Linked DNA regions of Homo sapiens: region 2 is linked to region 1. The links are chromatin loops, found by intact Hi-C in ENCODE. Cell type or tissue: Panc1. All regions are shown on one strand. Links, peaks and the distances in the headings refer to the core of each region. The heading gives the core; the rest is flanking DNA. Region 1 overlaps ATF6 (activating transcription factor 6). Region 2 overlaps ATF6 (activating transcription factor 6).

The links. Hi-C counts contacts between places; a loop is a spot of excess contacts. Peaks named below come from ENCODE experiments on the same cell type or tissue, not always from the same donor. Only the 100,000 strongest peaks of a DNase experiment are listed, where the experiment ranks them.
Region 2: a loop joins it to region 1, with 1.8 times the contacts of the local background. A loop is called at or near these places in 3 of 110 quality-filtered maps.

What each region holds. Positions count from the first base shown.
Region 1 is chr1:161,918,412-161,922,816 of GRCh38, reverse strand. The region is part of intron 15 of ATF6 (activating transcription factor 6); the gene reads right to left. Among named protein-coding and RNA genes, the nearest start is that of OLFML2B, 100 kb to the left of the region's middle. In Panc1, for the core only: no CTCF peak of the experiment used is centred there; a DNase peak (open chromatin) is centred at 2,086.
Region 2 is chr1:161,872,599-161,877,003 of GRCh38, reverse strand. The region is part of intron 14 of ATF6 (activating transcription factor 6); the gene reads right to left. Among named protein-coding and RNA genes, the nearest start is that of ATF6, 110 kb to the right of the region's middle. In Panc1, for the core only: no CTCF peak of the experiment used is centred there; no DNase peak of the experiment used is centred there.

The sequences.
Region 1 (4,405 bases), core at 292-4,291:
ATCTCGTATCATTCCTTCCTCTCCCTACTGGGTCCTACTCTAGCCTTACTGGTCTTCTGACAAATCCTAAAACGAACACATTCTTTCCAGCCTCAGGGCCTCTGCTCTCTTGTTGCTCCCTCTTCTTGGAATCTTCTGCCCCTTGACTCTTCACAGTTGATTCTTCTCATCCTTCAGATCTTGGTTTAACTGTTATCCCCTCATTACCCAATCAAAAAGGTCTTCTCTACCCCTGACTCCCACCATATTTCATGAAGGGACCATATTTCTTTCTTTCTCCCAAACTGTCATAAGCTGCAATTGTTTTGTTTGGGTTGTTAATTTTTTTTTGTTTTCTTCTGTCTCTTGCACTTAGAGGCTACAGTAAAGTACAAATCATGGGTACCTTATTCTATGTTGGTATCTCCAGCATTAGGCATAAAGGAGAATCAGTGAATGAGTATTTTTAAATGAACTAATGAATACAGATTCAAGGAACTGTTAGTAGAACAGTTTGGTTAGAACTGAGTTGAAAAGGTAATGTGGGGACAGACTGTCCTGGGCCTTAGATGCCAGGCTAAAGCATTTGGATTTCATCTGATAGACACTGAAAATCCACCGCTGGTTCTCAAGAAGGATAATGATATAACAAAAGCAGTATGTAAGGATGACTCATCTTGGCAGCAGTATGCAGGGTGAATTGTAGGAATTAAGATGGAAAAATAATAAATTAGGGACACCAGTTAAAATACTAATGCAACAATATAGACAAGAGGAATAATCTCAGTAATCCCAATCATGCCCAAGGCAAAGCAGAGAAAAAACAAACAAACAAACAAACAGGGAAAACAAGCAAAGAAAGAGGGCTCATCTTTCTTTTCTCTGCAGATTCCCACTCTATATTTCTTGCTGCCCCATGCCTATCTCCATAAGCTTTGTTATCTTGTAAAAGCATCAAGGTGGTGAATGAGGAGAAGTCTAAGACAATACAACAGATGGAAAGGGACACTAACTTGTGAGGGGGCTGGTAGTATCTAACAAAAAGGAAAGAAAATGAAATTCATCAGTCAATAATTACTTGGTATTCCGTTACAAGAGACACACAGAAATACACACCAATCTGTTACAAGAGATACACAAAAATACCCACCAATGACATCTCTAATTCAAGATGCATAAATCTCACACTGTCCCTCCCATTTTATCCATTTCTTTGAATGGCAGTACTAGTCTCTCAGTGGTCTGGTCTCAAAATCATGGAATCAGCTTTTCCTTCTCTCTCCTTTATAAATCATCAGCTGCCAAATGCTATAGATTTTTCCTTTGGAATTTCTTTGGAAATTTTTCCTTTCTTCCCATTCCAAGCTTTGAATCACCTCATCTTGAGATTGTTCCAAAGTATCTATCCTAGTATCTATCCTAGCTCATCTTCGCTCTTCATTTTTTTCTATATACAATTCTTAGCCAGATTAATAATCTCTTAATAGAGTCTTCATTGTATTATTCTTATGTTTGATAGTTTAAAGTTACTTCCTCAACTCATTAATGACCTAAATCATCTGGCTGCATCCCATGCAATAAATAAATATTTATTTCTCTTTTCAACATGAATCCTCTCTTTACTGTCTCTTCCCAGACACTTTGCTCAATTCCAATTTAGCATATGATGGAGTGCTGCAGCAAGCAGCTGCTGCTTGGCCTTAGCTGCTCTTAAGTTGTTGACTCAACACAGCAACTGGTTCATCACTGTGATTCTTTGCTGTGGACTTCTCAATATAATAAAACAAACAAACAAAAAACAACGGATGGCCAGGCACGGTGGCTCATACCTGTAATCCCAGCACCTTGGGAGGCCGAGGGTGGATCCTTACTAAAAAGACTCCAAATTTTTTTTCAAATCATAATGTGCCTAGTTAAAATATTATCTTTCTGAGCCTCCTTTGAAGCCAGGCCTAAATAGTTGACACAGTTTATGTTCAATAAGACATAAGCAGAGCTTTCTAGAAATTTCTGGAAAATGTCTGCTTTCTTGATAGACACCTCCTTTTTTCTGCCTGTAATACAAATATGATGGCTTGAACTGCAACAGTCACTTTGTGATCATCTGGGAAAGGCCAAAAGAATTTCTGCAATCTCGGCCTTAGCCACTCTTAAGCCGTTGACTCAACACAGCAACTGGCTCATTCACTGTGATTCTTTGCTGTGGACTTCTCAATATAATAAAACAAACAAAAAACAACTGATGGCCAGGCACAGTGGCTCACACCTGTAATCCCAGCACTTTGGGAGGCCGAGGCGGGCAGATCATGAGGTCAGGAGATCGAGACCACCCTGGCTAACATCATGAAACCCCGTCTCTACTAAAAATATAAAAAATTAGCCGGGCATGGTGGCGGGCACCTGTAGTCCCAGCTACTTGGGAGGCTGAGGCAGGAGAATGGCGTGAACCCAGGAGGTGGAGGTTGCAGCGAGCCAAGATCGCGCCACTGCACTCCAGCCTGGGCGACAGAGCGAGACTCTGTCTCAAAAAAAAAAAAAAAAAAGAGAGAGAGAGAGAGAAAGAGAACTATGATTATGTATTTTTTAAAAATTAAAACATAGTTTTAAGTGAAGACTCCATTCAACTGTCTGGATGCAATTATATGAAACTGAAATGAAATGAATTACAATGAAAATGCAAGGTAGATAATACTTTTTTAAAAAAAATAGACAACCTGCAGACCTTTAAGGAGAAATATATTGAGAAGAATAAAAGGAAAAACTCTCGACCTGCTTAGGAAACCAGGCTGCTTGAGCAGAATGAATAGGACGGTTTCCAAATATATTTGCCTTGGGATAGTCCAAAAAACTGTGATCATCAAAAGCAGTTATATGAATATTCTTTTATTTTTAAAACCAACACATTTATTTGGTTGGTTTGCTTCCTACCCTTCTGTTACGACCTCTCCAACTAAAAATGTGTTGCATGTGCTGGCACTAGTATTTGCAACCATTGCTATTAAGCTCTTCTAGATTTTCTTTATATGGATGGAAATTACCTTGAGATTAAATATAATTACAGTTTAGCCTGGTAGTCATTTGTTCATCTACGTGGGCCCTTAATTCAAGTAACAGTTATAAACAGTTGTTTATTTTTATTACACATGTACCACACAAACAGGTACCTGGCACACAGAAGGGAAGGGAAACAGTAAAAACAAATCAATGAACATGTTGGCCAAATTATGAAACATATCTGCTGATGGCTTGTTCATAGAATTCATTCCCCTATGAAAGATATCTACAAAGTTTAGCTATCTACCATTAAAAAACAAACATATCACTAAAAAATCAAATTAAAAACCCCCTTTTCTATGCTCTATCTTGTTCAATTATTTACCAAGAGTGAAAGAAAGGAAATGAACAGTTTTACCACAACATAAGTAGAAATAATTTGAAAGCAGGAAATGTTAGCTTACAGTAACTACTAGTAGAACTTCCAAAATCCTTTAAAAAAAAGAAATCAGTAGCTTTTAGTCCATCATCCACTGTTCCACCAACCATGCAATCCTTTTTTAAAAAAGCCTTTTCAAAGCATACCTAGCATTCTATTTTTATTTCAATAATCTTGTGTGACAACTTCCTCAGACAAAGAAAGACTTACTTTCTTGCAGCTTCACTAACCTGTTTTCAACTCTCTTATGAAACAAAGGAATTTAAATAATAAACAGAATGCAAAGTAAAAAACAATAAATTACAAAAATAAAACTGGCATGGAGAACACAGATGATATGACGTGATTTCTAAATGGCATTAATTTCACACCCATATCCTACTCTCTTTAGCGATTTCTGAAACTTTCTTCCATGGCTTAAAACCACAAAGTATAATCATAATACGTTACAGTTTAAGACCAGACATTGACCTGGAAATGTAATTTACTGTGCTTAAATTGGAAAATCAAATTCATCTTACAAATATCCCCATCCAGCATATTACATAAACCAGTTGCTCAATAAAATCTGAATTTCTGTCTTCACTTTCTATCCTTTGCCACCCTCTCCAAAATTTTACAAGCTCCACTTGAGTCAGAGAGAGGGATCACCTCCACAACTCATTTTTGTTTCCAAGTTGTATGTAACTTTTAAACTCAGAAATGACAGAAAATGTATTTTATTCAACTTTCTCAAACCCTTATATGCTCAGAATGAACAACTCTGATATTAGGGATAGCCTCACAATGTCTCTGCTCTTTCAATAAATAGGTACTCAAACTTTTTGTGCCTACATAACTTAAACTCTTCAGATTATACATTATGTAATTATAATATAATTTGTCAAATCCATAAGTCTAATAAGCCAAAGAAATTTATCTCTGGGTCTTGAAGAATCCTATAGAATTATAGTTTCCTATAGGACAACTTTTTGCATGGTTTTATTTATAGAA
Region 2 (4,405 bases), core at 163-4,162, 46 kb after region 1:
GTTTTATAATATTATTTTTAAATCTTTTTGGAAAAGTTTTCTAAATCTATCTACAGCTTCTTAAATTTTAATATTTCATATAAAAATCTATTACATACTTTTCTTATATTTAAGAATGAATTGCTGGCTTAAAAGACAGGAGATTAGAAAACTTGCCTCCTTAACCCACAACTATACTGTCTACATATAAGATACAGAAAAGATAAAACTGATATATTTGAGAATTTTATGACTCACGGAAAGGTGGAATCTAGCAAAGAAACTGGTCAAAATTGTTAATAAAAAATGACCATACATTGAAAGCCATCTTTCTCTTGTTTCAGACATATGAATAATCTATCTTCTTGTCGCTTATGCAACAAAATCTTTCAAATACTATAATGGTGCCAATTAAGTTGTGATGTCATTCTGAAACCAATCATGTAGAGTTCAAAGAAAATGGAACTGGATATTTTAAACACAGGTGTGAAGAATCCTCTAAAAAAAAATTCTATTACAGCTTATCATACTGGAAATGAAAAGACCACGGAAGTATCCTACATTGTAAGTTATTAATATAATGCAATGACTGAAAAAGTGCATATAATAGCTGAGAGACTAATAAAATTGTGGATAATCGACCTTGCTCAATGCCTGCTGAAAAGTCAGTATAAGAAATCATGACACTTTCCAACCATATGTTAATTCATCAAATTACACTTAGTTGCAAATACGAAGGCTGAGTTAATATCTCAACTACAGAATTGTGCTTTTGTTTTACAAATGGAAGAATCTATAAACTTTATGTTTTGCTTAGATTTATTCAGTATGAGCCCCAAGTAATCAACAACAAAGACCTTTTATAGGAATGCTTGGCAACAAACACTAACAGTACTGAAATATTCAGTGTTGAATAACTTTCTTAAATCTCATCATTTATCTTGAAACAACTGTGTTGATATTTACACTGATGATGCAAAAGCAATGATGGTGCCCTAGCATGAATTAAGACAGCAACATCAAACTGTATTATATAGTTCATCATATTACTGCCCTATGTTCATATACATGCACATACCACACACAGTCAATGTAATTGAAGGAAGTCTTTGATGAAGCAATAAAAGTTATTAATTTTATGAAATCTTGACCCTTGAGTAGAAGTCTTTTTAATATTCTGTACGACAAAATGGGAAATACACATAAAGCATTTCTGCTGCATATCAAAGTACAATTGTTGTCTAGAGGAAAACCACTTGTGTAACTGAGTTGTGAGCTGCACTAGCTACTTTCTTCATGGAACACCACTTTTACTTGAAAGACTGATAAATTATAGTTGTTTAGCCTTGGGTATCTGACAGATATGTTCTTGAAAATAAATTAGTGAATCTACCACTTCAAGGAAAACTGACATATTTTTGACAATGATAAAATTTGAACCCTCAAGTGAAAACTAGAATTTTGGAAAACTTCTATCTGCTACCATGAACTGCTCACAATATTTAAAGACTTTTCTGATAAGATTTGTGATAGTATTAAAGAATGTGACATTTTAATACATAATAAAATGTGTCAACATTTGGAAGATCTGCATAACTCAGTGAACCAGTATTTTCAAATGACCAATGTATGATGTAACAAAACCTTGCACAGGTAAAAGATCCATTCAAAGTGCAAGATCAACCAATGGATTTTAATTTCAGAGTACTAAAAGTTCACAGATTTGGCTTCCGTGTTGCAACTAACCTTTAAGAAACTACCTCTTGTTGCATTTTGGTGTAGCATCAAAGAATACCCACAATTATCTGAAAGGCTTTTAAAATAGTCCTTCCTTTCCAATTACATCTCTGTGTGAGGCTGGATTTTCTTCATATATTTTGACCAAAAAGAACAGATATAAGAATCCAGCTGGTTTCTATTAAGCCAGTTATTAAAGAGGTTTTTCTTAATGTTAACAAAATGCTACTCTTCTCATTAATGTTTCTTTGAAAACATAAAGGAATGTGGAAACCAAAAAGTTTGAGAACCACTGATTTAAGGATCTCCACTCTCTTATCGCTCAGTTTGGTTTTGGACCTGATGGCAAAATAGGAGCCTGAAAGGTTAGGGTCAAATATATAGAAAACAAGGAGATGGATAGATAGACAGACATGCAAACATACCTACATACATCAGAAAATGTCTGCCTACATGGCTGTGGTTTAGATTATCCTCATTCCAAAGTCAAAGAAAAATTATTATTTTTATTGCATATCATTCTCTCTAGTTCATATTGCTCCTACCTCTACTAGAATAGATATTCAAAAGCTGCTAATTCAAAGCACATTTTGGGGGGAGAATTCAACTAACCTCTTTAAGGAACTTCAAAGTAAATATGTGACACTGACCCTCTCCAAGACAGACTCATTCTTAACAGAATAAAATTTATTGAACTTCTATTCAATAAAAAATGGAATCAGAAAAGAAATAGTTGTAAAATGTAATCTGAATAACACTTTACATGTAACTGTTAACTGTTACATGTAGACTGTTTATTCTGTATGATATATTTTAATTTTTCAAGATTTATTTTAGGGCATATTATAATCAGACAGAGATGACTCCAAATAAATTATTCAAAAGATAGTCTATGTCAGATTTAAAATTTGACAAGCTTATCTTAAATTCATTCCATGCAAGAAATAAGCACTATGCAGGGGTAGTCTCATCTTTCTAGGACATTACAGACACATTATAACAGGCATCTTATACATAAGGAGCTTATTAAATCTGGGGCTTATTCATTCCAGAGGTTAAAATGATAGCACAATCTGTTTAACACCCTAACTGAAAAATAATCCTTTCTGTCCATGTATTACCAAGATCAGTGTTCTGACTTTGAAACCCAGAGAAATTCTTACTAGGTATATAATTTCCCTCATGCAAAATGGCACTTAGACTTTTAAAAATGCATTTGAATTCACTCATTTTCAAAGACTGATTTCTAGACTTAAACATGAGACACAGATGGTCCTGATAACAATGCTCAGTAAACTAGACTATCACAATTTCTTTATCACATTACGGTGACTATATAAACTAATTTAGAATATAGTGTCAAACTGATGGATTTGGTATCTAATTAATTTGTTCATTTATTCATTCAATGTTTATTGAATACCTGCTACATGCCTGATATACCATGTATTGGGAACAAAGTCATGACTAAGATAGAGGGTTCCTGCCCTCAGGGTACTTCCTAGCAGGGGAAACAGACTTATTATTATTTAGAAACTACACTCCTACTCTCAGCCAATCATCCATCTTGCAGGCTTCCAGTGTGATGCCCATATTATGAACTGGATATCTCTTCAAAGCCTACCCATAATGAGATCTTTATAGAAGACTAGCAGCAATGTGTTGAAATAAATATCACACAATTATTAGCCTTAACATTTTTCAGGAAAACACCAACTGTCAGTGTTTAGATTTGCTGATGGTGTCAAAAGTTAAAATATTAAGAGTCCAAAATGAACAAATCACTGTATACTATATAGGAGAGGGGAGGAAATGACATGAGTGTTTCAGACCTTGATCCTGAGTCAGATCATAAGTCATCAATTTTTCCTAATTATAATAATTGCTTCCTCCATAATTAAGTTTTGTGACATCATAAGAAAGGTTATACCAAATTTTATGTAGGTTACTTTGCTAGTTTTCTAACTTAATGTGAGAAAAAATTATAAAACCATTTACATATAATTAAATGAGAAATAGTTCTATAAACTTTAACATTTTGAAAACTCTTTACCATTATTAAAAACCAGCTCTGTATTTAAGATTTAAAAGACTTTTGATATCTCAAGCAGTACTTTAAATATGATTTGATTTTTCAAAAATCTGGTTTTAATTCCATACGCTCTTTTATTTTTCTTTTCTGTAGTCCTACTGCAAATAAACAAAAACTGTTCAACTTTCTCCATGCTTTTACTTTAAACAGAAAACAATACAGAGGAGGAACAATGACTTGTTTATTTTCCTTTAGAACATCTGTCAAGCATAAAACATAAACTCTATTCTTATATGTATATAAACTAACTACAATAGTCCTTATTTACCTTATACCCTATCCCTATATCTCTCCTGTCCTTAACACAAACACATACATACACACTCTTAGTTCTCTTCTCCTTATCTATATCTAGGCTATCTCCATTTCCTTCCAGTGTCAGATTTACCAAACCATTGTTTTTCTTTCCCATTCTCTTCTATCTCTTTTCTGGATTCTGTTCTGATTACTCTACAATAAATGTAATCTCAAGTTACCAATGATTTTAATGTTTACACAAGACAAATGAGTTTCTTTCATTTCTCATTCTTAGGGAGCGCTATAACATCTGATACCACTGACAGCCTCGTTTTCTGAACTCTTCCTTGACCTCTAGGT